Regions from separate parts of the Homo sapiens genome. Here region 2 is linked to region 1. A link is a contact called in ENCODE Hi-C data. All regions are on one chromosome and are shown on one strand. The core of a region is the stretch at or near the end of the contact, and the rest is flanking DNA. Distances in the headings are between cores, read along the strand shown. Region 1 overlaps C6orf89 (chromosome 6 open reading frame 89). Region 2 holds the start of STK38 (serine/threonine kinase 38).

Evidence for each region. Hi-C counts contacts between places; a loop is a spot of excess contacts on that map. Pooled maps may share reads with other maps.
Region 2: a loop to region 1 is called in a pooled map, with 11 times the contacts of the local background. The contact joins the promoter of STK38 here to the enhancer-like site in region 1. A Hi-C loop is called at or near these places in 6 of 50 pooled maps.

The regions. Positions count from the first base shown.
Region 1 is chr6:36,910,680-36,913,963 of GRCh38, forward strand. The region is part of intron 4 of C6orf89 (chromosome 6 open reading frame 89); the gene reads left to right. Among named protein-coding and RNA genes, the nearest start is that of C6orf89, 26 kb to the left of the region's middle. Within about 2 kb of position 1,497, at least 7 of the 41 ENCODE cell types and tissues checked have a DNase peak (open chromatin) inside an H3K27ac peak, as active enhancers do.
Region 2 is chr6:36,545,811-36,549,192 of GRCh38, forward strand. STK38 (serine/threonine kinase 38) reads right to left here and starts at 1,669. Exons shown (of 14, transcript NM_007271.4): 1 at 1,380-1,669. RefSeq lists an enhancer at 1,204-1,727 and a silencer at 1,475-1,814.

The sequences.
Region 1 (3,284 bases), core at 247-2,746:
ATGTGCCACTGTACTCCAGCCTGGGCGACAGAGCAAGACCCTGTCTCTAAAAAAAAAAAAAAGGCTGGTCTCAAACTCCTGGGCTCAAGCGATCCCACCTCAGCCTCCCAAAGTGTTGGGATTACAAGCATCAGCCACCACCCATAAATGTTTTATCTTGTTAAATTTATTGCTAGTTATTATGAATGAGATTATTTTCCATTTCAGTTTTTAACTGATTGTGGCCAGTAGAGTAAGAAAGCTATTGATTTTTATGTATCTGAAAATCTGTATCTTGTATTCTGTCACCTTATTAAATTCTCTTTTTAGTACTAACAGTTTTTTACTTGTGTTCGCCTCTAACTTTCAGTTCCCTCAAGGAACACCACCTCCAAGTTTTTCTTTTAGTTTGCTATTCCTACTTTCTTTTTCTTTCTTGATTTCCCTTTACTGGGTTTTCTTCTACCTGCTTTTTAAAGGGATCTCCACCTGGAAATCCCAAGAATATCTAAAGCTCTGAATAAAATTAAAATTAAATAAGTTAGGCTGGGCTGGGCGCAGTGGCTCACGCCTGTAATCCCAGCACTTTGCAAGGCTGAGGTTGGCGGATCATCTGAGATCAGGAGTTTGAGACCAGCCTGGCCAACATGGTGAAACCCTGTCTCTACTAAAAATACAAAAATGAGCCAGGCTTCGTGGCGGGCACCTGTAATCCCAGCTATTCAGGAGGCTGAGGCAGGAGAATCGCTTGACCCCAGGAGGCGGAGGTTGCAGTGAGCCGAGATCGCGCCACTGCACTCCAGCCTGGGCGACAGAGCTAGACTCCATCTCCAAAAAAAATAATAATAATAATAATTAAATAAATTATAGTTAAAATAATTCTCCTAACTCTTAGGTTAAGAGCTGCTCGGTGCTAGCCCATGCAGCACCTTTATACAAATTCGAGGAAGGTGCCCCTTTCTCCTGGTGCTTTACTCTCATCTCCTGGGAAGACTGTCATAATTAACTGATTCTGTTGGAATATGACACGCTACTACAGAAAAGTGTCATAATAAATCTGCAGATGACGTTCCCTAGATGAGCACTAATGACATAGGTGATACCAGAGATCTGCAGGTTTATTATGACACTGACCAAGAGGACAGTATAGTGCAAACATTCACAGTAGTGCTCCTTGGGGCTGTAGATTTCATCTTCACTGCTTCTAGAATCCACCCCTTTTTTCCATTCCCACTGCCTCATTCATTATATTTCACTTCTCATCACAGTGAACCCCCCCCCCCCGACCTTTTCCCTAAAAAAGGGCAAAACCAAAATATAACCAGATCTTCCTTTTCCCAGCCTCTCTCTTCTAGGGCACCCTAATCACAATCCAGAATAATCTTCCTAGAACATCGAGAAATTCCTGCTCAAAAGCCTCCAACAGTTCCTCTTTTTGTTCTGAGTAGAGCCAGACATGCTTCAAGCCCTGGAAGCCCTCACCACATCTTCCTCTGCAGCCTGTTTCCTTACCCAAACCCCCACTGCACGCCCAGCATCTGCTGTGTTCTTCCTGCCACACTCTGGCACCTCAGGAACTTCCTATCACCTCTAACTTTCAGTTTGTTCATCCACAGAATGAGAATAGTGATTCCTCCTCAGTAATTACACAGTGAAAATTAAATGCTATAACATGGGAAAGTGACTAACATAGGGCAAGCACTCAGTGCATTAGCTTGCTTTCTCCTTCCCCTTCCATCGCAAGTACTTTGGAAACCGAAATGCTATATAATTGTAACATGTTGTTATGATTATGCCCCATGGTGTGTCCATTACCCAGAGCTTTTGCATATTGGCAAGAATTTATCATATTTGACACTGAATAAGAAGCATTTGAAAATATTGGAGAAGAAAAAATGCAACTTTGCAGCCTCAGTGTGCCACTGAAACAGGTGGTACTAAAGGGTTTTCAGCTACCCCCAGAGTACTGTGGGAGGAGAGGCGCCCTCCCAGGAGCAGGGTGTAGCGGTAATCCTCTGACTAATAATCTTCCTGCGAGTTGAGACTGGCTGAGAAAGGTAGGTGGCAGTTGCCTCCAGGAAACACAGATACTATCTTCAAGAGATGGAGGATGCTCAGCAGACCGGCCAAGAACAAACACGGTCTTTCCCTGACGAGGATTTCCTATGCCCCACTACTACTGCCTCAGAGAAAACAAGCATGTAGTGCTTACTGCCAACCACAGAAAATGTTTTGTGGTTAAGAGTCAGTTTCCAAGTATGTTTATTGGTTTAAAAAATTGACTTCGTTTCAGCCACATTTGGTTGTCTGTTATCATTTGTCGTAGGCTCTCTCCTGATTTGGTTTCCATTGGGTTTTAATCAGAACCGTCTTCTGAAACGTTTTAGATTCAAAGCAGAGTTTAAAACAAACACATCTCTCAGAGAACCTAGACGAAATCCAAAATGGAACAGAAAGTAAACAAGAAATAATGAAATAACATTATAAACAGCATGGTAACAGAGGGAAGCTGGGAAAGGCTGTGCAGAAACAAGAGCCCCTCAGAGAAGGAGCCAAACCAGACAGGCATGTCAGGGAGCCGCTGTCACACAGCAGGGTCTGGGTTGGGGGTCTTCCATTTCTGACCAGCATGTGGGGCTGGAAACTATGGCTGGCGGCCCCACCCCCTCCTGAGCTGGGATAGAGGGCTGTCTTATGGACAGATGCAATTCACTTTATTCCAAAGATGGCTCCAGAAAAGTCCTGTCTACCCTCTCCATCCCTTTCCTCTTCTGTGTCCTTTTCTCACTCTTCCTTCCCGGAGTCCTGGCTCCCATGTGTACTTGTGAAGCAAGGGTCTATGCACACATCCAGCATGTGTGAGAAGTGCATTAGGGCACAGCGATAATAGGGGTCACCCTTCTATCCACACCAGCCCCCCTGTGCTGTAGACGTTTCAGCCATATGGGTCATAGGTTAGAAAATGTTGGGGGAACTACATCTTTAGCTCCACATTGCTGAATGTTTTTCCTAGCTGTTATGCTTTATTTGTTGATTTGATTTAGGAAATGCATGACAGGTTAAAAGATATTTTCCACAAAGTGTAAAAAGGTATACAGAGAAGAGTACCTCTCCTTCCTGCTCCTGTCCTCTACTCCCTCCTCAGAGGCTGCTTCATATATACCTTACCTTTTCAGCGGTCTCCAGTGCTTATCATTGTTTGTTTTTAAAAATTATTATGGGCTGGATGCGGTGGCTTGCGCCTGTAATCCCAGCATTTTGGGAGGCCAAGGTGGGCAGATCATGTGAGCCCAGGAATTCAAGAC
Region 2 (3,382 bases), core at 419-2,918, 360 kb before region 1:
CAAAGTTTTAAAAAATTAACAAAAGGAACTGATCCTCATAAAAGTCAGGTGTAAGGCCTGCAAACTCAAAAGGAAGTCAAATGAAAACCATTATGTGATTCAATCTATATGGTTATGCCTGGCTAACTGACTGACTTTACAATGGTACTCTGTGATCACTATAAACAACCCTCTCTCAACAATATGGACTTTATTTCTTTGCGACTGACAATCCATTATCTTTCATTTGGACGATTCAACATTGGAGCTAAGATTATTGCTTAAGTCGCATGTCTAATCTCTCCCACTGAACTGTAAATCCTACTAAACTGTAATCTCTACCTACACTAGAAAGCAAGCACCATGTCTTATACTTGTTTTAATATTCTTCCCCCATTTCATGCACAGTGCTATGCACTTAGCACCTTAAGAAAGATTAACTAGGAAATATACTCATTTTTGATGTCCATTCCTAGGAGTTTATGTGTGATGGGGGATAGGGCTGGGACATGAAATGGTTTGCTATAGCGTTCTCTCCTCTTAGGAGGAAGCTGGTATCTAACGTTTAGGGTGGGGAGGAGAGCCTGTTATCGAGGTGGTGGTTGTTTTATGTTTAGGGAAACCAAATATATTGCCTGGCTAATTCAGAGGCAGGGTGAGCTCAAAGGGTGGAGACACTCAGGGTCTACTTCACTCCAACCCTCCTCGGTGCATTTCAAACAGAACAAGTTTCTCTCCGAGTCTTTTAGTCGTTTCAGAATGAACTGAGAGATCTGGTCTCTCTGCCGGCCGTTCTGCCCGCTTTCTGACACAGACTTTCCTCTAAGCCCTTACCGACTTTTTCCTCTGGCTGTTGCTTTTCCACTCTCTTCTTAAGAATTTTCCCTGCCTTTTCCTGTGATTTGAAGCTTATCTGAAGCCCAGTATCCTAAGACTAACGGAGAAAGGAGCCGACTCAAAGATACCACACCCCAAGGGGGGCTTTCGACATCTCTGCCTCAGACCACAGTTCACAGACCCCAGAAGAAGGAAAAGGAGATAAAAACCGGTGATGACCGAGATCCCTGAGGGACTGACTGGTGGCAGGGAGCAGACAAAGGTGGCAACATGGAAAGGAAAGCCTGGCTCCCGCTCCAACTGCAAAAGGAGAAAGATAAAGGATGGGGTGGAAAGGCTGGGACTGGAAAAATGTGGAGAGGGCCAACAAGGGGCATCTGGAGACGGGGGAAGAAGGGGGTTAAGGAGAGGGGCGGAGAGAGGCCAAGAGGCTGAGAGGTTAGGGCTTGAAAGAGGGCGCCGGCGAGCAGGAGAAAGCCCAAGAAGGAGTCGGAGGTTGGGGAAGGAGGAGATAAAGGAAAAACCCCGGGATGGAGTGAAGACGGCGGCAGCAAGCAACTCACCAGAGCCCAGGGAGAGGCAGGGCTGGGGACGGCGGAGAGCCGCAGACGCCCCTTCGGCCAGTAGTCTCGACTTGAAGGCTGGCGAAGCCCCGGCGGCGGCAGCCAACGAGCCAAAGACGGGAGGGGACGCGTGAGGGACTCTGAGACAGGGGGCAACAGGCGGTTACGGGTGAGGACAACAGGAAGCGTTCCAACTGCCGGAAAAGACGCGAGCGCTGAGGGGCCAAGGCAGCCCGGTCCCCCGCCGCGGAGACGGGCTGGCGCGGCAGCCCGGGGCCGAGACTACGCATGCGCGACTTCCCGGAGCGGCCGGGATTGCGGAACTGCGCTTGCGTGGCCCCGCCCTGCCCCTCCCTTCACCCCCTGCCTAGGGCTGGCTGGACCTGGGTGAGGCCAGATGTGTGAGTGTGAGGCGGTCTCGAAGTAGGCTGGGCTGAGGGGGAAGTTCCATTGTTTTCTTTTGTTTTACTTTTTACTTCGAAATAATTATGGACTCACAAGAAGTTGCAAAATTAATACATACAGGTTCCCTATACCATCACCCACCCAGCTTACCTCAACATTTTTCTTAAGATACAACATTCTCAAAGCCAGGAAATTGACATTCGCACAATACAATTAACTAAACCAATACAATTAACTAAACCAATACAATTAACTTCATTACAGACCACACTCGGATTTAACCTGTTGGGTATGCAGTCATGTGCGTGTGTGTGAGTGTGTGTGTAGTTCTATGAAATGTTGTCACCTGTATAGTTCCCACCCACCCCCCTACCCCGTGTAGAACAGGTCTGCTGGAGCCCTTGGCCCCCCTCCTCTTCCTTAAAGTAAGGACCTTACCTGGGATAAGGTGAGCTCTCATAGGTTTGGGAGGTTACCCAGCGGGCGACCCAGTGTGGACAGAAGAAGGTGCTTTTCAAGGCCACCCAACTCTTATTCTGTACTACTTTTGGGGGTAAAGAGGTCCCAAGTTTAATAGCCTTTGGGCACTTGTCGTTTCTTGAGAATGGAGCACAAAGCCCTCAACTACAAAGTGTCAAGCTCCTGGAAACTAAGATGAACGAGACATGGTCCCTGACTGCCTGCAAAGGGGCCATCTAGGGAGAGAAGGAAGCATGTGCTGCGAGTTATTCATTCATTTCATCTTCAAAGCCCAGTTTCCTTTTGTCTAGCCTCTTAACAAAAATCACTTCTCGCCAGGCGCGGTGGCTCCTGCCTGTAATTCCAGCACTTTGGGAGGTCCAGGTGGGAGGATAGCTTGAGCCTAGGAGTTTGAGACCAGTCTGGGCAACATAAGGAGAATCCACCTCTAAAAAAATTTTTGTAATTGGCCAGCATGGTGGCAAGTGCCTGTGGTCCCACCTACTGTGGAGGCTGAAGCAGGAGGATTGATTGAGTCCAGGAGTTCAGGGCTGCTATGAGCCATGATCATGACACTGCACCCCAGCCTGGGCAACGGAGGGAGACCCTGTCTCAATCAGTCACTACATACATATCAATCAATCACTTCGCCTTTCATTCTCTCTGCCCAGAGGCCCTTCTCCCCAAATGCCTGTTGTCAAAGTCCTACCCATTCTTAAGCTTTTAATAATAGTCCAAGATGTCTGCATAATGCTTTACAGTTTACAAACAACTTTCACTTATTTAATCTCACTTGGTCCTCACTTTGGCAGTGACACACGAGGTTTTGCAGATGAAGTAATTGATACTTAGAGAAGCTAAGTGACTTGTCTGAATTCCCACGGCTAGTAAGCCAAGTAGCCAAGAGGGGAACCCCATTTTCTGTCTGCAAATCCAATGTTCTTTCTCCTCTTCTCTTTCCTCCTTCCAAAGCCCAGCTCAAACCTTATCTTCCTCCTGGAACTTTCCCAGTTTCAGAAGAGGAATTTCACTCTCTCTTCTCTCTTATATATATGTTTTTTTTGGTGGGGGGAGGGGGGTTGTTTTTGTTTTGTTTTGAGACGGAGTGTCGCTCTATCACTAGGCTGGAGTGTAGTGGC